Regions from separate parts of the Homo sapiens genome. Here region 1 is linked to region 2. A link is an interaction called in ENCODE POLR2A ChIA-PET data of the cell type or tissue named here. Cell type or tissue: Panc1. All regions are shown on one strand. Links, peaks and the distances in the headings refer to the core of each region. The heading gives the core; the rest is flanking DNA.

What was found. ChIA-PET counts read pairs that join two places held together with the same protein. Peaks named below come from ENCODE experiments on the same cell type or tissue, not always from the same donor. Only the 100,000 strongest peaks of a DNase experiment are listed, where the experiment ranks them.
Region 1: POLR2A ChIA-PET joins it to region 2 with 8 read pairs; 1 of 35 experiments calls an interaction of 5 or more read pairs at or near these places.

What each region holds. Positions count from the first base shown.
Region 1 is chr16:23,268,198-23,279,499 of GRCh38, reverse strand. It overlaps a transcript of SCNN1B not described here. Among named protein-coding and RNA genes, the nearest start is that of SCNN1B, 28 kb to the left of the region's middle. In Panc1, for the core only: no CTCF peak of the experiment used is centred there; no DNase peak of the experiment used is centred there; H3K27ac peaks cover 298 bases.
Region 2 is chr16:22,228,011-22,239,312 of GRCh38, reverse strand. All of the region lies in intron 2 of EEF2K (eukaryotic elongation factor 2 kinase), which reads right to left. Among named protein-coding and RNA genes, the nearest start is that of EEF2K, 27 kb to the right of the region's middle. In Panc1, for the core only: no CTCF peak of the experiment used is centred there; a DNase peak (open chromatin) is centred at 6,622; H3K4me3 peaks cover 892 bases.

The DNA.
Region 1 (11,302 bases), core at 2,585-6,584, 1.0 Mb before region 2:
ATCTCCAAATTAAGAATTATCCAGCACTGAACACCAGAAGCTTCTCCCTCACCCTCCTCCTTGTGTAAGTTTTCTCCATCTCAGTAAATGGCAACCCTGATCTTTAAGGTTTCAGACCACGGCTGGGCGTGGTGGTTCACACCTGTAATCCCAGTAGCTTGGGAGGCTGAGGTGGGCAGATCACTTGAGCCCAGGAGTTCAGGACCAGCCTGGCCAACATGGTGAAAACCCGTCTCTACTAAAAATACAAAAATTAGCCAGGCGTGGTGGTGGGCACCTGTAATTATTCCAGCTACTTGGGAGGTTGAGGCAGGAGAATTGCTTGAACCCGGGAGGCAGAGGTTGCAGTGAGCCAAGATTGCTCCACTGCACTCCAGCCTGGGTGACAGAGTCAGCCCCCATCACACACACACACACACACACACCCCACACACACAAAATTTTCAGACCAAAGACTTTGGAGGCTTTTTTTCAACACCCGCCCCCTCCCCTTTTTTTTTATTAAGGTGAGATTCACAGAACATAAAATTAGCCATTTCATTTCATTTTTTATTTTTTTAGAGGCAAGTTCTCACTCTGTCGTCCAGGCTGGAGTGCAGTGGTACGATCATAGCTCACTGCAGCCCCCAACTTCTGTGCTCAAGTGATCCTCCCACTTCAGCCTCCCAAGTAGCTGGGACTACAGGTGCATGCAATCAAGCTGGGCTAATTTTTTATTTTTTGTAGAGATGTGAGGGGTGGGGGGGTCACTATGTTGCCCAGGCTGATCTTAAGCTCCTGGCCTCAAGCAATAAAATTAACCATTTTAAAGTGAACAATCCAGTACCATTGAGTGCACTCAGATGTTATGCAACCATCACCTCTAATTCCAAAACATTTGTATCACCCTATAAGAAAACCCCATACTCATTAAGCAGTTACCCCCCTCCCGTCTCCCACTACCCCCTGGCAATTGGCAGTCTGCCTTCCATCTGCATGGATTTACCTATTCTGGACATTTCACATGAATTGAATCATACAATATGTGGACAGGCTATCCAGCCTGGGTGACAGTGTGAGACTGTCTCAAAACAAAGCAAAACAAAACAAAACTACAGATCATCTCTCTCTAAATGTCCCATAGGCACCACAAACTTGACAAGCCCAAAGTGAAACTCACCCCACTCCCAAATAGCCGAGGTTGTTGTCCTTCTTGGCAACAACTTAGAGGACCTGACTTCTTCCACTTAGCCAAGTGTTTTGAGGTTCAAGCATGTTTTAGCCTGTATCAGCACTTCATTCCCCTTTAGGGTTGATCCTACTCTCTTACAACGCACAGCCAATCAGCCAGTGAAGCCAGCTGAGTCTACCTTCAAAGTATTTCTAGAATGGATTCATTTCTCACCATTTCCACTGCTGGCACTTCATTCCCCCTCCCCAATATAGCATCACCTGTCACCTGGATCACCTGGATTTTCTTACTTCTGTCCTTCATGCTTCCCCCTCCCTCCCCACCCTGCCTGGTCCTTTTTTTTTTTTTTTTTTTTGAGACGGAGTCTCAGTGGCACGATCTCGGCTCACTGCAACCTCTGCCTCCCTGGTTCAAGCAATTCTCCGGCCTCAACCTCCCAAGTAACTGGAATAATTACAGGAGGAGAATCGCTTGAACCCAGGAGGTGGAGGTTGCAGTGAGCAGAGATTGCACTGCTGCACTCACTCCAGCCTAGGCAACAGAGCATCTCAATATATATATATATATTTGTTAAATTAATGAATTTTGGGATCTTCACTCTTTTCTCTTTGGTGGTGTCTGAGTTCCAAAGGGCTTACAAAGTGCCAAGATGTCAAGGAAAGGTGTCTTCTATATATATATATATATATATTTTTTTTTTTTTTTTTTTTTTTGAGACAGAGTCTTGCTCTGTTGCCCAGGCTGGAGTCCAGTGGAGTGATCTTGGTTCACTGCAACCTCCACCTCCTGAGTTCAAGCAATTCTCGTGCCTCAGCCTCCCAAGTAGCTGGGATCACAGGTGCACGCCACCATGCCTGGCTAATTTTTGCATTTTTAGTAGAGACAGGGTTTCGCCATGTTGGCCAAGCTGGTCTCGAACTCCTGGCTTCAAGTGATCCACCCGCCTTGGCCTCCCAAAGTGCTGGGATTACAGGTGTTAACCACGGTGCCTGGCTGCATCTTCTATCTTAAAATGAGGAATACCTTCCATGGACATGCTAAATTTTCCTCCGACACTGTTCTGAATTCTTTCATTCCTTCACAGCAATGCTCCTGATTGAGTGGCCTTCATCTCCCCTCCTCGTCAATCCGGGGCAATCTGGCTCTTACCAACACATCAACTTCCTTCCTGTCCAAAACTGATGGATGGTTTTCAGCCCTTGATTTAGTTTGCCTCTCTGCAAATACTGTTGCCTGCACATGCTTTCGTGAAATTGTCTCTTTCCTTGATCTTCATGATGTCACGCTCTCATTGTCTTTTGTCCTCAGATGCTACACTGCTTTGTATCAGATGCTTGTGTGAGCTCCACTTCCTCTGCTCACTCCTTAAATGTTGGCATTCCACAGGGTTTCAGTCCAGGCCTTGTTCTTTCTCCTGTTTCTCTCCTTCCTCCTCTCCCTGGAATGAACTTATTGACTCTCATGACTGTATCCTCAGCCTGAATCTTTTTCTTGATCTCTAGGCCCATATATAATTGACTACAAGGCTGGGTCCAGCTTACATCTGTAATCCCAGCACTTTGGGATGCCAAGGCAGGAGGATTGCTTGAGGCCACCAGTTCAAGGCCAGCCTGAGCAACATAGTTGGGACCCCCTCAAAAATTTAAAAAATTAACTGGGCATGGTAGCACCTGCCTGTAATCTCAGCTGTCTGGGAGGTCGAGGCAGGATGATCGCTTGAGCCCAGGAGTTCGAGGCTGCAGTGAGCTATGATTACACCACTGTACTCCAGCCTGAGCAATGGAGTGAGACCCTGTCTCTTAAAAAGAAAGAAAGAAGCCAGGCACGGTGGCTGATGCCTGTAATCCCAGCACTTTGGGAGGCCAAGGTGGGTGGATCACGAACGAGTTCAGGAGTTCAAGACCAGCCTGGCCAACATGGTGAAACCCTGTCTCTACTAAAAATACAAAAATCAGCTGTGCATGTTCACGGGCATCTGTAATCCCAGCTACTCGAGAAGCTGAGGCAGGAGAATCACTTGAACCCTGGGAGGTGGAAGTTGCACTGAGTTGAGATTGCACCATTGCACTGCAGCCTGGGTGACAAAGCAAGATTCTGTCCTCCCTACAAAAAAAGAAAGAAAGAAGTAAAGAAAGAAAGAAGGAAAGAAAGGAAGGAAGGAAGGAAGGAAGGAAAGAAAGGAAGGAAGGAAGGAAGGAAGGAAGGAAAGAAAGAAAGAAAGAAAGAAAGAAGGAAAGAAAGAAAGAAAGAAAGAAAGAAGAAAGAAAGAAAGAAAGAAAGAAAGAAAGAAAGAAAGAAAAATTAACTACAGAGCAATGCTCTCTAAATGTCCAGTAGGTACCACAAACCTGACAAGTCCAAAGTGAACTAATCCCACCCCCCAAACTGCTGGGATTGTTGTCTTTCTTGGCTAATGGAATCACCAACCATTCAGCTATCCCACAGGTAAACTCAGCCCTCATCCTTGTTTATCTGTTTTGCTTAGTTGCCCATCTCATCCATTATGAATCCTCTAACCCCATTTCCTGATATCTGGAACTCTCACTGCCCTCTGCAGCCACTCCTGTAGTTTAGACTGTCATCTTTTCTCACCTTCACAGCTGGTCTCCTGCTATCTTCTCTGCTTTTCCCCTCCAGTCTATTCTCCATATACAAACGAGATAAATTTTTCTGGAATGCAAATTTATCCTGAATTTCAGATCCTTCCATGGCTTTGATCATTATTGGGATAAATTCCTTGACCCAGCTTATAACACCCCGCCTGGTCTAGCCCCTGTGGTTGCTCCACCATCATGGCTTGCCTTCTGCTCTCTAGATAGACAGAACGTCCTTCTTGTCTTCAACATGCCATGATTTTCAATGCTTTTCATTTTTGCTTACATTGATCTGTTTGTTGGCAACATTGCCCTTCCCTTCCTCCCTTTCCTTCATCCTGATAACTCTTAACATATCTTCCAGGTATCAGCTTAGAAACCATTCTTCCAGGGAGTTTCCCCATCTTCCCAAGTCTGGCACAGCACAGACTGCTACGTGTTTACCAAACCCTGGTTCTTTTTCTTCTTGGGCTCATAGTTGGACTACATTTCCCAGGCTCCCATGCAGACGAGTGAGACCATGTGACTGAGTTCTGGCCAACTGAAAGTGGGTAGAATGATGTACATCTATTCAAGGTCTGTCCTATGAAAACCTTCCATGTTATCTTCCACAGTGTTCTTTCCCTCCCCTAGGTGGATGCAGAGGATCTGACAGGGAACTGACATTCTTATGGGAGGGCAGTGGAGCCATTAGATAGAAGGAGCCTGGGTCACTGAATGACTATGTGGAGCAGAGTCCCACCTACCCTTTCCTCAACCAGCATTAGATTGTAACATAAGTGAAAAATAAACTTTATTGTATTAAGACACTGAGATTGGAAGTTTGTCTGCTATAGCAATTAGCCTACCCTGATAAATATATCTGAATTATTTGGTCTCTTCTTCCCCACTCCCATTATCCCGAAGAATTCTTTCCTCCCCAACCACGGCACTGACTATATTGATAACAACATTCTCTCTCTCTTTGTCTGTCTACCTGACCATGAAGGTGTGGGAGGACCTGGATCATGCCTGTCTCTTCCTAGATAGAAACCAGCATTCAGCTCAGCACGTGGCCTGTAGCAGCCACTAAGTAAATATTTGTGGAATTGTTTATGTGGTTATTGAGTTATCTGTTCCTGAGTGCCTGTTTTGGTAACTTCCCTAGGACCAGATTCCTCCTACCTCTCACCATTCCTCTCCAAACACTCAGGTCCTGCCCTTGAACCAGCCCAGTGGCTGGAGCTCTCTGATATCACAGCTCCTGCAACAGATCCACCTCTTGGAATTCCAAAGAGTGCCAGGGTTCCCAGGCCTGGGCCTCCACCCACCTGTTAGTATCCCTGACATGGCCTGATTTTCTAGCACCTGCTGTCTGGATGTTACATTTTTCTCTGCTGAACTGGACTTCTTTTCAAGTCCTGCAACTTTATTGGTTCAGAGCCTAGGCTCTGGCAATGGGATAATTATTAAGATGTGTTGTTAAATGAAACGAAGTCAGGGACAGGAAGCGGGGTATATACTATGCCATCATTTGTAAAATATAACAAACATAAATATATACTGGAGTTTACATAAAACATTAGAACAGGGGTGTCCAATCTTTTGGCTTCCCTGGGCCACACTGGAAGAAGAAGAATTGTCTTGAGCCACACATAAAATACACTAACACTAACGATAGCTGATGAGCTAAAAAAAAAAAAAATTGCAAAAAAAAAATCTCCTAATGTTTTAAGAAAGTTTATGAATTTGTGTTGGGCTGCATTTAAAGCTGTTCTGGGTTGAATGCAGCCCATGGGCAGTGGGTTGAACAAGCTCACATTGGAAGAACACATCGGAAATCGGAAGTAATGGGTGGGTGGAGGATTAGAGTCCTCGGAGTGATTGAGGGAGGGAGATTTATCTTTTATTCATTTGCACTTTGTATAGCGTGAATAACAACCCCCCAAAGATGTGCACACCCCAATTCCTTGAGCTGTGAACGTATTACCTTACATTGCAAAAGAGACTTTGCAGATGTGATTATTAAGATCTTGGAATGGAGGCATCATCTTGGATTATCTAAGCAAGCTCAATATAATCACAAGGTTGGCTGCAAGAATGGAAGGCAGGCAGCCTCTAGGGCTGGAAAAGTCCAGGAACAGTTTCTCACTGGAGCTTCCAGGAGCAACACAGCCATGTGCACCCCTCAATTTTAGGACTTCTCATCTCCAACACTGTAAATAATAAATATGTGCTGCTTTTTTAAAAAAGTATTTTTACTTTTGTTTATATTTTATTTGATATATTTATTTATTTTTTTGAGATAGAGTTTCGCTGTTGTTGCCCAGGCTGGAGTGCAATGGTGTGATCTCGGTTCACTGCAATCTCCGCCTCCCGGGTTCAAGCGATTCTCCTGCCTCAGCCTCCCAAATAGCTGGGATTACAGGCATGTGCCACCAGGCCCAGCAAATTTTGTATGTTTTAGTAGAGATGGGGTTTCACCATGTTGGTCAGGCTGGTCTCGAACTCCTGACCTCAAGTGATCCACCCGCCTCGGCCTCCCAAAGTGCTGAGATTACAGGCATAAGCCACCTTGCTCAGCCTTTTGTTTATATTTTAGAGACAGTGCATTGCTATGTTTCCCAGGCTGGGCTTGAACTCCTGGGCTGAAGCGATCCTGACACCTCGGGCTCCCAAAGTGCTGGAATTACAGGCATGAGCGAACACACCCAGCAACTCGTGCTGTTTTAAACCACCACATTGGCCACATTCACAGTAATTTGTTGTAGCAGCAATGGGGAATTGATATTTGGAATTGTAATACTTGGAAACTTACGTTGAGAATGTTTTTCTATGTTTTCAAAATTTTAATGAAAATACATATGCAATCCAGAAAGCCTACTCTTTAGGCTTCGTCCCCTAGAAAGAAAAGCATCAGGACCCAAAGACATGAGTACCAGGAAGTTACTGCAGCATCGTTTGTGGCAAAATGCGGAAACAGTGACTGCCCATCAATACAGAGTGGGAGAACGCATACTGGTGCATCCATTATGCACCATTATTCGTACCACGGAATGTTATGCTGCCACGTGTTATGCTACCACCAAATGTTATGCTGCCACTACACTGTTGGATTAGAGTCACACTGGATAATCTGAAGAATTTCCGCCGGGCGCGGTGGCTCACGCCTGTAATCCCAGCACTTTGGGAGGCAGAGGCGGGCGGATCATGAGGTCAAGAGATCGAGACCATCCTGGCTAACACAGTGAAACCCCGCCTCTACTAAAAATACAAAAAATTAGCCGGGCGTGGTGGCGGGCACCTGTAGTCCCAGCTACTCGGGAGGCTGAGGCAGGAGAATGGCGTGAACCCGGGAGGCAGAGCTTGCAGTGAGCTGAGAACGCGCCACTGCACTCCAGCCTGGGCGACAGAGCGAGACTCCGTCTCAAAAAAAAAAAAAAAAAAAAAAAAGAATTTCCACAAGGCATAACTGAGTGGAAAAATTAAGAAAGGAAAAAGTGTATATAAGACGAATCCATATTTTTGTTTAAAAAAGGACAAAATTACAAAAAACTTGTGTATGTATATGCAATGTGTGTGTATGCGTATGCATGTGTGTAGGCATGTGTGTGTGTGTGCTAGAGAGAAACAGAGAGAGGGCGAGGTGTTGGGGGGATGAGAAGAGAATAGGATTATATAAGAATTAAGAAAAATGGCTGGGAGTAGTGGCTCACACCTGTAATCCCAGTGCTTTGGGAGGCCAAGGCAGGTGGATCACCTGAGGTCAGGAGTTGGAGACTAGCCTGGCCAACATGGTGAAACCCCGTCTCTACTGAAAATACAAAATTAGCCAGGTGTGGTGGTGCATGCCTGTAATCCCAGCTACTTGGGAGGCTGAGGCAGGAGGATTGCTTGAACCCAGGAAGCAGAGGTTGCAGTGAGCTGAGATCGTGCCACTGCACTCCAGCCTGGCTGACAGAGTGAGACTCTGTCTCAAAAAAAAAAAAAAAAAAAAAGAAAAAGAAAAAGAAAAATAGGCTGGGCACTGGCATTGTGGCTCACACCTGTAATCCCAGCACTTTGGGAGGCTGAGGCAGGTGGATCACTTGAGGCCAGGAATTCGAGACCAGCCTGGCCAACATGGCGAAATCCCATCTCTACTAAAAAATACAGAAATTAGCCAGGTGGGGTGGTGCACTCCTGTGGTCCTAGTAACTTGGGAGGCTGAGGCAGCAGAATCGCTTGAACCTGGGAGATGGAGGTTGCAGTGAGCCAAGATCCTGCCACTGCACCCCAGCCTGGGTGATAGAGTGAGATCCTGTCTTAAAAAAAAAAAAAGAAAGAAAGAAAAGAAAAATATAGAAGGTCATGCACTTGATTTTTATAAGTTACCTGGGAGGGACCCATGGGAAGAGGAGGAATGAGACAGGGAGAAGGAGCCAAGAAAGTAAGAAAAAAAAAAAGCGTGCTCTAAAAAAGCACTCATAGGATTACACTTCTGAACCTGTGTACGATGATGCATGAATGTGGATATACATATCGAAGGAAAAGATTCACTTGCAAGAGAGCCTACCAAAACAAACAAGACCACAACAACCATAAGATGTTTACCTTGCGTGCAGGATAAAGCAAAATCCAAAAGACCACAACAGTTTAAAAACTCAGGAATGTAAATCACAATTCAGCTACTGTGGAAAGCAGTTTGGAGATTTCCCAAAGAACTTACAACAGAATTACCATTTCACTCAGCAATCCCATTACTGGGTACATACCCAAAGTAATATAAATCATTCTACCAAAAAGACACACCCATGTGTATGTTCATTGCAGCACTATCCGCAATGGCAAACACATAGCATCAACCTAGATGCCCATCAACAGTGGAGTAGATAAAGAAAATGCGGTATATATATGCACCATGGAATACTACGCAGCCATAAAAAAGAATGAAATTATATCCTCTGTAGCAGCATGGATGCAGCTGGAGGCTGTTATGCTAAGCAAATTAACAGAGGAACAGGAAACCAAGCACCACATGTTCTCACTTATAAAGTATTATCTAAACATGAAGTACACATGGACACAAAGAGGGAAACAATAGATGCTGGGGCCTGCTTGAGGGTGGAGGGTGGGAGGAGGGTGAGGGTTGAAAAACTACCTCTTGGTACTATGCTCACTACCTGAGTGATGAAATCATTTGTACAATTGTTCAAACCCCAGCGACCACAATTTACCCATGTAACAAACCTGCACACATACCTGCTGAACCTAAAAGTTGAATAATAATAATAATAATAATAGAAGCGCAGGCTCCAGAAGATGGACTGGGATCATTATCTGGTTCTATCTATACCTTTCCTACTGGGAGATTCTGGACAAGTTCTGTAATTTCTCCAAACCTCAACTCCTTCCTCTTCTGTAAAATATGGATCATGGCTGGGCGTGGTGGCTCTTGCCTGTAATCCCAGCACTTTGGGAGGCTGAGGCGGGCGGATCACCTGAGGTCAGGAGTTCAAGACCAGCCTGGCCAACATGGCAAAACCCATCTCTACTAAAAATACAAAAATTAGCTGGGCATGGTGGTGGGCGCCTGTAATCCCAGCCACTTGGGAGGCTGAGGCAGGAGAATCGCTTGAGCCTGGGAGGTGGAGGTTGCAGTGAGCCAAGATTGCATCATTGCACTCCAGCCTGGGCAACAAGAGTGAGACTCCATCTCAAAAAAACACAAAAACAACAACAACAAAAAACTAGATCATAACAGTATCTTCTCCAGAGAGTTGCTGAAAGGAGTGAATATGAAATGAGATTGTAACTGTAAAACACTTAGCTCCATGCCTGATTGGCCATAAGTGGGCAATAAATTAGGGCCATAAATGTCTCAGTGCTGGTCTGGCAAGAGTGCACCAACATAGCATGGGGGTGATTTGACCAGTGGACAGGAACCTGGAAGCATGGCTCGCCCTGTTCATGCTAAGGACCAACATGTGATCAGTGAGGGTGTGGGTAGGAAAAACACAATGTCCCCACCAACTACTGGCTGAGCCAAAGTTTTGGGCAGAGCAGGTGTGGGGCTGAGTTGTTGGGAGGGGATACTTGATCTTAAGGGTGGCACCAGGTCCTGTCCTGGTGGTTCTCTGTGACTGGTGTCTCTGGCTGGGAAGTCCTGGTCATAGATTAGTCTTCACTGTGTTTCAGATGATGCAACCTGGGTTCACAGTGAGGAAACCTCCTCGGAGGCAGCATCACATATGAGGGTCAGTCCAACAAGTCTGGACACAGGAGAGAGCCTGCTTGTCACACTGCATGGGACAAACTAGGACAATATTTAGGAACAGCTCAGTGGACAGTGCGAGGCTTCTGTTGGCTTAGTATTATTTCTACCAAGCTTTTAACATCCGCATTGGTCTCCTTTCCTGGCTTCTCGTAACTGGATTCACTGATATTCCCCAACCCAGAACCAGATCCACCCCCGTTCCTGTACCAGTCCTGATCTCAACCTCATTTGCTTTCATTTTCTTAGCACTTGCCTGATGCTTTTCCCATCCTTTTATTTTCAAAACTTCTTTTATTTAAAAAAATGTATCTCAGCTGAGTGTGCTGGCTCATGCTTATAATCCCAGTGCTTTGGGAGGCCAAAGCAGGAGGATCACTTGAGTCCAGGAGTTCAAAACCAGCCTGTGCAACACAGTGAGTTCCTGTCTCTACAAAAATAAAAATATTAGCAGGATGTGGTGACATACACTGGTAGTCCCAGCTATTCGGCATGCTAAGGCAAGAGGATCGTTTGAGCCCAGGAGTTCAAGGTTGCAGGGAGCTATGATCATACCACTGTACTGTAGCCTGGGTGACAAAGTAAGATTCTATCTCTAATTTAAAAAACAGATCAAATCAAATGTGTGTGTGTCTGTATGTGTGTATATATATATCTTGTAAGTAATATGTAGCTGATTTTGCTTTTATAAAACAAAAGTCAGAGCATCTCTGAGTCTTTGACTTTACATGAGGGAATTTAACCCATTCACATATACTGTAACCATTGATAAGTTTCATGGTGTCCTTGTCATCCTATTTTATGTTTTGTATTTATTTTGCATAATTGATTTTTATCCCTTTTCTAGTCACTTGAAAGTTCCACATCTTATTTTAATTCTATTAGTGATATTATTATTTTTTTTTGAGACAGGGTCTCACTCTGTCACCCAGGCTGGGGTGTAGTGGCATGATCAAGGCTCACTGCAGCCTCAGCCTCCCAGGCTTAAGCAGTCCTCTCACCTTTCAGCCTCCTGAGTAGCTAAAACTACAAGTGCATGCCACCACGCCCAGCTAAATTTTTTTTTTTTTTTTTTGGTATTTTTCATAGAGATGAGATTTCGCCATGTAACTCAGGCTGGTCTTGAACTCCTGGGCTCAGGTGATCCTCCTGCATTGGCCTCCCAAAGTGCTGGGATTAAAGACATGCACCACCACACCTGGACAGTGATCATTAACCTTAGATTCTTTTTTTTTTTTTTTTTTTTGAGATGGAGTCTCACTCTGTTGCCCAGACTGGAGTGCAGTGGCTATCTCGGCTGGGGTG
Region 2 (11,302 bases), core at 4,738-8,737:
CACTAACAGGGACCGTCCCCATTCAGTGAAGATTAGCAACAGAAATTACCTCCTGGCTGGATGCCGTGGCACCAACCACAAAACAGGGAGGAAAGTACTGCAGAATTAGAGGGTGTGGTATTTCATAGAATAAAAATTACCTTTTTTCCAAACCCAGAACAGAGTCATGCCAGACCTTATTGGCAACAGGTGGGATTAATGCAACTGACTTTTTTTTTTTTAATAAGCACAGTATAAAAAGTACTGTACTAACATTCATGTCCCTGACTCTGGTTCCAGCTTACTGACTGGCTGTGGGAACCTCCATTTCCTTGTTTACAAACAAGGATGAAGAAGGTTTTGGCTGCTGGTGGTCCACTTTTTTGTGGCCCCTGCACCCAGGGTAGACACACTCCCACCAAAAACAGTGGCTCACTGGGGTGGCAGTGCTTATTATGGGTGACTCCTGCTGGAGCTACAAATCACCAGTAATGTTACCATCAGGTGGGGAATGGAAGCAGGTACTGCCATCTTTGAGAGCCACCTGGCAGTGGCTATGAACCTTCTTCTGCACCGACTTCTGACCCAGCCATTCCTATCACCTACCCAGGTGTGTCCAGGTAAGCTGGTCCAAGGATGATCAGTGCTTTTTTTTTTTTTTTTTTTCCTTTTTTCTTTTTTTTTGAGACCAGGTATTTATTACTTTGTTGCCTAGGCTGAAGTGCAGTGGTGGGATCATAGCTCACTGAAGCCTCCAACTCCTGGGCTCAACGAATCTTCTCAACTCAGCCTCCCAGGTAGCTGGGACTATGGGTGCTCACCATCATGCCCAGCTAATTTAAAAAATTGTGTGTGTGTAGAGATGACAGTCTCTCTATGTTGTCCAGGGTGGTCTTGAACTCTAGCCTCAAGGTCAGCACTTATAATGCCATAATGATCAGGCAGTACAAACTGCCCATCTGTAGGGGGATGATCACATACACTTGGTATACTCAAAATAAGATGCTAGCACGGGTGATCTTTGTATTCCCCCCGGGCAGGGAGTGGGGGACGTGGTCTCACTCTGTCGTCCAGGCTGGAGTGCAGTGGCGCCATCTCTGCTCACTGCAACCTCCGTCTCCTGGGTTCAAGCAATTTTGTCTCAGCTGCCTGAGTATCTGGGATTACAGGTGAGTGCCACCACACCCGGCTAATTTTTGTATTTTTAGTAGAGATCAGGTTTCACCATATTGGTCAGGCTGGTCTTGAACTCCTGGCCTCAGGTGATCCACTCACCTTGGCCTCCCAAAGTGCTGAGATTACAGGCGTGAGCCACCGCACCCAGCATGGGCAATTTCTAAGACCTATTGTTTAGGGGGGAAAAAAGCAAGTTACAGAACAATACAAACACTATGATACCACTTACTGGTGGCGGAAACCCACAAATCAATACCATGGATTTTCTAAGGATGTGTGTGTCTGTAGACATACACACAAATGTATACTTATATGCAAATGCACAAAAAGAGGTCTGAAAAGTAATTTATATGAAACTAATATAATTCTTATCTCTGGGAATAGAAAGGGATAAGAAGTTGCTCAAAGAGACCTCAGTTTATCTATGTTGTTTGCATTCTTTTTACAATGAGAATGTATTTAGGTAATGCCTGTGTAAATCAAAGTTAAGAAACAAAAATTACTGGGTTAGACGAGTTTTCTTCTTTTCTTTTTTTTTTTGAGACAGGGTTTCACTCTGTTGCGCAGCCTGCAGTGCAGTAATGGAATCATGGCTCACTGAAACCTCAACCTCCACCTCAACCTCCCGGGTAGCTGGGCCTATGGGCACACGCCACCACGCCTGGCTAATTTTTTGTATTTTTGTAGAGACAGAGTTTCACCATGTTGCCCAGGCTGGTCTCAAACTCCCGGACTCAAGTGATCCACCTGTCTTGGCCTCCCAAAGTGCTGGGATTACAGACATAAGCCACTGCGCCTGGCCAGGTTAGATGATTCTTAAGGCCGTGCCAGCTCTAATATCCTCTATTTCTAAGGATTCCGGAACTCAGTTGTTGAGTAGGTTAATTAATCTTACATAGAACAGAGGGCTATGGGCCGGGTGTGGTGGCTCATGCCTGTAATCCTAGCACTTTGGGAGGCCGACATAGGTGGAGCACTTGAGGCCAGGAGTTTGAGACCAGTCTGGTGAACATGGTGAAACCCCCTCTCTACAAAAAATATAAAAATTAGCTGGGCGTGGTGACGTGTGCCTGTGCTCCCAGCTACTCAGGAGGCTGAGGCATGAGAATCGCTTGAACCCAGGAGGTGGAGGTTGCAATGAGCTGAGATTGCACCACTGCACTACAGCCTGGGTGACAGAGCAAGACTCTGTCTCAAAAAAAAAAAAAAAAAAAAAAAAAAAAGAGGTCTGTGGATATTTCATAAAAAAAGGAAAACATAATTCTGGCTACAGAATAGAAAGGCTGTGGTTCTTCAAAGTCTGAGAGTACAAAATAAAAATAAATAATAGTGAAATCATAATAATTATATACCAGGAAAGGGAGATGGAAATAATAATAATGATTACTATAGTAATAATAATTTACTTCATCGAGTATGCCAGGAGTGAGGGTGGAGTGCCGGCAATGTGTTTGCAAATGTTTTGGCACGTGGGATGTTATCACTGTTGTTGCCAATTTTATATTACTGTTATTATTGCCATTATCACAGTAATCAAGGCCCCTGGTTACTTGAGGACACATCCAGTGACTCACCCAAGCCTTTATCACCTGTTACAGTCACTTCATGTTATAAAATCATTTTTTTCCCCATCATCACTTCTGCAGACTTTATGAAATACAGCTCAGAAGTCTAGGCAACATTGCGAAACCCTGCCTCTACTACAAATACAAAAAATTAGCCAGGCATGGTGCCATGCGCCTGTAGTAATAGCTACTCAGGAGGCTGAGGTGGAAGGATCACCTGAACCTGGGAAGTCGAGGCAAAAAAAAAAAAAAAGAAATACAACTCAGAGACAGCCCAACTACTCTCCCCTCCTGCAGAGCAGTAATGGGCTTAACCAAACTCAAGGGCTCAAATAAAAGAAGCGGGAAGAAGTGGGGGAACACAGTGAGGCTCTGGAATGGAAAGAGACCAACAGTGGTGTGTAGAGGCCACAATCTATGCCACATGCACTTAGAGGTTTGGTACAATTATCAGTGGAACCCAGCATGGAATACAGCAGCAAAAAACTGGAAACCAGGCACAGTGGTCATGCCTGTGATCCCAGCAATTTGGGAGGCCAAGGCAGGAGGATCACTTGACACTTGGAGTTCCAGAGCAGCCTGGGCAGCATAGCAAGACCCCATTTCTACAAAAAAAAAAATACAAAAATTAGCCAGGCGTGATGGCGCATGCCTTTAGTCCCAACTACCTGGGGAGCTGGGGTGGGAGGATCACTTGAGCTCAGGAGGTCGAGGCTACAGTGACCCATGATTGTGCCACTGCACTCCAGCCTGGGCAACAGCATGAGACCCTATCTCTTAAAAAACAAACAAACTGGCCAGACGCGGTGGCTCACGCCTGTAGTCTCAACACTTTGGGAGGCTGAGGCAGGCAGATCACCTGACGTCAGGAGTTCGAGACCAGCCTGACCAACATGGAGAAACCCCATCTCCACTAAAAAATGCAAAATTAGTCAGGCGTGGTGGTGCATGCCTGTAATCCCAGCTACTTGGGAGGCTGAAGCTGGAGAATCACTTGAACCCGAGAGGCAGAGGTTCCAGTGAGCTGAGATCGTGCCATTGCACTCCAGCCTGGGCAACAAGAGCGAAACTCCATCTCAAAAACAAACAAACGTGGAAACTGCCTAAGTATCCCACAAGAGGCAATGCTTAAAGAAACTGTGGTGTAGCCATACAATGGGCTGACAGAGCCATCAAGACACTACATCCATATTTACTGATCTGAAAAGACATGATGATTTCTTGCTTGCCGAAAAAAACTGGTTACTGAAGACATATATAGCATGATTCTACAGTAGCAACAAAATGTCCATATTTGTGTATATTTAAAGTGAAATACAGTAAAGTCTGAACTATACACTAAGATCTTAATAGCAAAATATCTGCACTTTTTTTTTTTTGAGACACAGTCTTGCTCTGTCTCCCAGGCTGGAGTGCAGTTGTACAATCTCAGCTCACTGCAATCTCTGCCTCCCAGGTTTAAACAATTCTTGCGCCTCAGCCTCCCCAGTAACTGGGACTACAGGTGTGCGCCCCCATGCCCGGCTAATTTTTTGTATTTTTAGTAGAGATGGGGTTTCACCATGTTGCCTGTAATCCCAGCTACTCAGGAGGCTGAGGCAAGAGAATCACTTGAACCTGGGAGGCAGAGGTTGCAGTGAGCAGAGATGGCACCACTGCACTCCAGCAGGGGCAACAGAGTGAAACCGCCCCTAAAAAAAAAAAAAAAAAAAAAAGCAACAAAAAACATTATGCTTAGCAAAAGAAGCCAGACATAAAAGGCCACATGTTGTATGATTCTATTTATGTAAAACGTCCAGAAAAGGCAAGTCCAGAGAGGCAGAAAGTGGACTGGTGTTTGCCTGGGGCTGGGTGGGATGTGTATATTAGAGCGTGATGGCTAAGGGGTATAGAATTTAGTTTTTGGGTAAAATGTTCTAAAAGTGGTTGTGGTGATGGATGCATAATTTTATGAATATACTCAAAGGCTTTGAATAGTACATTTTAAATGGGTAAATTGTATGGCATGTGAATTATATTTCCAAAAACTGCTAAAATTTTTTTTTTTTTTTCCTGTTGCCCAGGCTGGAGTGCAGTGGTGCGATCTTGGCTCACTGCAACCTCCGCCTCCCGGGTTCAAGTGATTCCCCTGCCTCAGCCTCCTGAGTAGCTGGGACTACAGTCTCACACCACCACGCCCAGATAATTTTTGTATTTTTAGTAGAGATGAAGTTTCACCATATTGGTCAGGCTGGTCTCCAACTCCTGACCTCAGGTGATCCACCAGCCTCGGCCTCCCAAGGCAATCATTATTCTTTGATCATGCTGTTAGAGCTGCCCTCAGTGGGTTACAAGTATGAGTGTAATCACCAAAGTTGGCCAAATAAGGGCATGGGAAGCAGGTGTACCCACCCATCATGGGGGGCACACACGATGGTGTAACCTCTTTGAGGAGCAACCGACAACACCTATCCCAGTTTAAACACACAAACGTTTTGCCTAGCCAGTTCACCTCTGGGGGGGGTCCTCTGGTGGGCACGCCCATTCATGGGTGCAAAGACACATGCACAAGGAAGTGCTGTTTGTGGCAGGACAAGACTGGAAATAACCTACATACCCTACAAGGAGGGGCTGGCTACATTTATTATGGTGCTTCCAACAATGAAATGATATTCAGCCATTAAATAACCAACAACAGGCTGGGCATGGTGGTGCATGCCTGTGGTCCCAGCTACTCGGGAGGCTGAGGTGGGAGGATCACTTGAGCCCAGGATTTCAATGCAGTGAGCTATGATCACACCACTGCACTTCTGCCTGGGCAACCCTATCTCAAAAGAAATTTTTTTAAATAAGGTGATCTATGTGTATTGATGTGGAATGAGCTCTGAGATATTCTCAGATCAGGAAAATATTTTTTTGCCAGGGGGCAGGGGAGAGGGTCTCGCTCTGTTGCCTAGGCTAAAGGGCAGTGGTGCAATCTCTCACTGCAGCCTCTGCCTCCCAGGTTCAAGTGATTCTCCTGCCTCAGCCTGTGGAGTAGCTGGGATTATAGGTGCCCACCTCCATGCCCGGCTATTTTTTTTTTTTTTGTATTTTTAGTAGAGACGGGGTTTCACCATGTTGGCCAGGGTGGTCTCGAACTCCTGACCTCAAGTGATCTACCTGCCTCGGCCGCCAAAAGTCCTAGGATTACAGACATGAGCCAGTGCACCTGGCTGAAAATAATATTTAAAAATAAAATTTCCCACCTTAATAACAAATTAAAAACATGTATTTGCTCCCTATGCTTATTCTAGAAAATGTAGAAATGACAGAGAAGGAGAAAAGGAACACAGTCCCTCCTAATCCAATCCAAAGACAATTCCTGCTGCCCTGGTGATGTGCTTCCCCTCAGGCCTTGGCTGTATGTGTACGTGCGAGTTTCACAGAGCTATAATCATGCTGTATTCTTTTTAGATTTAACTCTGGAGCAGAGGCACTTTCCCACGTTATCATAAACTCTATAAACATCTTTGGATGACTGCCTGATATTCTATGGAGAGGGCGGCCCCCTGAATGGTTCTGCCACGTCTCCACGGGAGCTTGGGCAGAAGGCTGGGCTTGACAGCGATAGAATCTGACCTTTCACAATCCACACCCAATACCTGCTGGGTGTGTTCCTTGGAGGGAGGCCAGCGGGCCATTTTGGTTAAACAATCCAAGTTTCCAGGTCACAGTGCGTTAAAAAAAAAACCACTTAGGTTTATGGGATGCTGAGGGAACAAAGGTTGGAAAGCTGAGCTGTTGTCTCCCTCTGAAGCCACCCCTGGCAACACTAACCCAACAGAGCCTGCTTTCGATAACCTAGAAAGTAAGCAATGAAGTGCCAACTCCCGTCCACACACAGTCAAACATTTTATCAAGTCCTACTACGCAGGACCAAGGGAATGGAGGTCGCATCAGACACAACCCTACTCTTGCAGTCAGGTGCTGACTCAAACAAAGAACGACACTGGAGAATGACTCACACACATAAAGGTCTGCTAAGAGCCCCACGGAAGGCAGAGCAGAAAGCCTGGAAAGGTTGTCTTCAATCTGGGCTCTGGGCCAGGCTCAATCGCTTATGCTTGTAATCCCAACACTTTGGGAAGCTGAGGCAGGAGGACTGCTTGAGGCCAGGAGTTCAAGACCAGCCTGGGCAACGTAATGAGACCCCATCGTTCCAAAAAAAAATTAAGAAGTTGGCCAAGTGTGGTGGTGCACGCCTGTGGTCTCAGCTACTCAGGAGGCTGAGGTGGGAGGATCGCTCAAGCCCAGGAGTTAGAGGCTGCAGTGAGTTATGATCATGCCACTGTACTCCAGCCTGGGCAACACAGCAAGACCTTGTCTTTAAAATTAAAAAAATAAAAATTAAAGCTGGGTTCTGAAGGAGGCAGAACTGTAATTTTGATAGACCAGGACATCAGTTGAAAGAAATTTTATAAGGCAGAGGTGTGAAAAAGGGAAGCCCATTCCAGGAGCTTCCAGATGTGTGTGAGTGGAGGGGATGAACAGAGCCTAGAAAGGTCCTGGAGCGGAGGGACCTAGAAGACACTCCCATCCTGGTGATGAAGCTTTTTTTTTTTTTTTTTTTTTTGTTTGTTTAAGACAGAGTTTCGCTCTCGTTGCCCAGGCTGGAGTGCAATGGCGCGATCTTGGCTCACTGCAACCTCAGCCTCCCAGGTTCAAGTGATTCTCCTGGCTCAGCCTCCTGAGTAGCTGGGATTACAGGCATGTGCCACCATGCCTGGCTAATTTTTGTATTTTTAGTAGTGACAGGGTATCACCATGTAGGTCAGGCTGGTCTCAAACTCCTGACCTCGTGATCCACCTGCCCCAGCCTCCCAAAGTGCTGGGATTACAGGTGTGAGCCACCGTGCCCGGCCAGAAGTGATGAGTTTTGAGGAGGGGGTATTTATCAATGTATTTGAGGAAGAGGAAGTTACCTGGTTATTTTACTTTATTTTTCTTAACAACATCTTTTTCTCCACATAAGTGATACATATGTGTAACTTTAAAAGTTTAAAATGTTTAAAAAATATACAAAGCCCCCCTTTAATGGTACCTCTCCCATAGAGAGAACTGCCACTAACTGCTGGGTGCAAACTTCCCCTTCAAATGGTTTTTGCTATGCAGATACCAATATATATGTATATACATTTTTAATAAAAATAGGATCAGGTCGGGCGTGGTGGCTCATGCCTGTAATCCCAGCACTTTGGGAGGTCGAGGTGGGTGGATCACGAGGTCAGGAGTTCAAGACCAGCCTGGCCAACGTGGTGAAACCCCCGTCTCTACTAAATATACAAAAAATAAATAAATAAATAAACAAATAAAAAATTAGCAAGGCGTGGTGGCGGGCGGCTGTAATCCCAGCTATTCGGAAGGCTGAGGCAGGAGAATTGCTTCAACCTGGGAAGCAGAGGTTGCAGTGAGCCGAGATTGCACCACTGCACTCCAGCCTGGGTGATGGAGCAAGACTCTGTCTCAGAAAAGAAAAAAAAAAGCATCATACTATATTTCAACTTGCTTTTTAACTTAACTACATATATAAAAATGCTAACATTTTTTGACTTTATTATGGACCAGGCTTGTGCCAAAGGCTCTTTATGGATTTGCACACACACATACTATATGTAATAGTAGGCACTGTTTTAGAGTGAAATCATGGCCAGGCGTGGTGGCTCACTCCTGTAATCCCCCTTTGGGAAGCTGAAGTGGGATGATTGTTTGAGCCCAGGAGTTCAAGACCAGCCTAAGCAACATAGTATGAGACCCTCTCTCTACAAAAAAATGTAAAACAATAACAACAACAAAAAAGGTCAAATCACATAGAATCATCTTCATCTTTGGACTAGCCTGGGTAACATAGTAAGACCTCATATCTACAAAAAATTTTTTTAAAAATCAGCTAGGCATGGTGGCATGTACCTGTGGTCCTAGCTACTCAGAAGGCTGAGGTGTGAGGATTGCTTGAGCTCAGGAGTTCAAGGCAGCAATGAGCTATGATCATGTCACTGCACTCCAGCCTGGGTGACAGAGTAAGACCGTGTCTCTAAGAAAAAAGAAAAGAAGAAGAAAAGGCTGGGCATGTCGGCTCATGCCTGTAATCCCAGTACTTTGGGAAGCTGAGGCGGGCGGATCACTTGAGGCCAAGAGTTAAAGACCAGCCTGGGCAACATGGCGAGACCCTATCTCTACGAAAAATACAAAAATTAGCAGGGCATAGTGGCGTGCACCTGTGGTTCCAGCTACTTGGGAGGCTGAGGCACAAGAATCACTTGAACCTAGGAAGTGGAGGTTGCAGTGAGCCAGGATCACACCACTGCCCTCCAGCCTGGGCGACAGAGTGAGACCCTGTCTCGAAAAAAAAAAAGAAGGAAAGAAACATCACTTTGTTCTAACGTAAACACAGCATTCTGTGAGAACCAATGCCTGTAATTTAAATCAGCCCCTCTTGCGGACACTTGAGCTGTCCTCCTCGGGGTGGGTGTTCATTTCAAAGCTGCCTTAGGACAGGAAACAGGATCAGTGGAAACCTGCCCCTTCAGGGGCCCCCGGACCCCAGAGGAGACCCACGGGGCTATTTCTGGAGCTGCCTGCCCCAGAGTAACTCCAGCTAGAACTCTAGGCCTAAAGGGAAAACATTACCCAACTATCTCCAAGAACTAAAATTATTAATTTTCTAAAAACAGATTAATTCAGAAGTTATGGAAGATTATTTTTAATTTCAAATCCCCAAGTGGTAATAGGCATTTTGTTTACAGTACTGATACTTAACTGTTTGTGAGGATTTGATTAAGAAAGGGTAATGGTATTGCACTTTTGATTTTTTACCCCCACCAGTTATTATAAAAAGTCCAATAATGTTCGCCTTTCCCCCTCTTCTTTTTTTGAGATGGAGTCTCGCTCTGTCACCCAGGCTGGAGTGCAGTGGCACAATCTTGGCTCACTGCAACCTCCGCCTCCTGGGTTCAAGTGATTCTCATGCTTCAGCCTCCCGAGTAGCTGGGACCACAGGTGGCACCAACACGCCCGGCTAATTTTTGTGTTTTCGTAGAGACGGGGTTTCGCCATGTTGGCCAGGCTGGTCTCAAACTCCTGACCTCAGGTGATCTGCCTGCCCGTGCTGGGATTACAGGCGTGAGCCACCGCGCCCGGCTTCTCCCCGTCTTCTTTATACCAGCTTTGCTATGGTATGAACACAAATCCCTACCAAAATAAGTACACTTTTCCTCAGTCCAGAGAAGGATGTCCAACTCTAAAAAGTGTTTTTTTGTTTGTTTTTTTACGATAACCAACATGAAGGATCACATTGCACATATGTCTCTGTACCCACATACACGCATATGCAGGGGTGCTTTCAAAATATTCAACACAAAATTGGACAAATGTAGAAGACACTTGAGACGGAAACCTTCCACAGTATGAGGTTTTTGTTTTTTGTTTTTTGTTTTTGAGATGGAGTCTCCTCTGTTGCCCAGGCTGGAGTGCAGTGGTGCGATCTCGGCTCACCACAACCTCTGCCTCCTGGGTTCAAGGGATTCTTCTGCCTCAGCCTCCTGAGAAGCTGGGACTACAGGCATGCACCACCATTGTGGAAGGAAAATAAAATAAGTAATAATAAAGTTAAAAATAATAAACATAAGTAATAGTTAACATTAAGTATAGGTTATTTAGAAGTTATACATAGGCTAAGAAATTTAAGCAGCCCCTCCCAGCATTGCTAACAAGTTGCAGCTATGAGCTTATCTCAATCTTCCAAGCTTATTGCCTGCCTCCAGACCCCCGCGTATTTCTGTAATTCCTGTTTTCCCTTACCCCGAAGCTCGAGCTGTCCAGCTTCAAAGTTGACTGGTCAAGATAACTAAATTATATGTTTTCTCAGAATTGTCACGTGTTAAATAATTTACTGTCTTTGTCTGAAACCTGTATCCTGCCTTGTTTTCCCTCCTCAAACGACATATAAGCAAGCCTGCTTTCTGTGTCCCAGTCGGCAGCCATTTTAGGCGTGGGCCTGCTGTCGGCCCGGGTACCTGAATTAAATAAAGTTCTCTTTGGTTTCCAAAGGTCTCTTTGTCTTTTCCTTGGCTGGAGTTTTATTGTAACACCATGCCCGGCTAATTTTTGTATTTTTAGTAGAGATGGGTTTCACTATGTTGGCCAGGCTGGTCTCGAAATCCTGACCTTGTGATCTGTCCGCCTCAGCCTCCCAAAGTGCTGGGATTACGGGTGTGAGCCGTCGCGCCCAGCCCACAGTATGAGCTTTTAATCAGTAAACAAATTTGGGAAAAGGTAATTAATTTGTGGAAAGGTTTTAAAAAATATATTAATTCTCATAATCAGTGACAAATTATTAGGACCACACTCCTGGAATGTGGCAACAGAGAGGGAAATAACACTTATTAAGCACCTATAATGTGTGACACACAATACTAGGTATTGTTTCAAAAGTAATGATTCATAAGAATTTAGTCTTGCTTGAACCTGGGAGGTGGAGGTTGCAGTGAGCTGAGATTGTGCCACTGCACTCCAGCCTGGGCGACAGAGTGAGACTCCATCTCAAAAAAAAAAAAAAAAAAAAA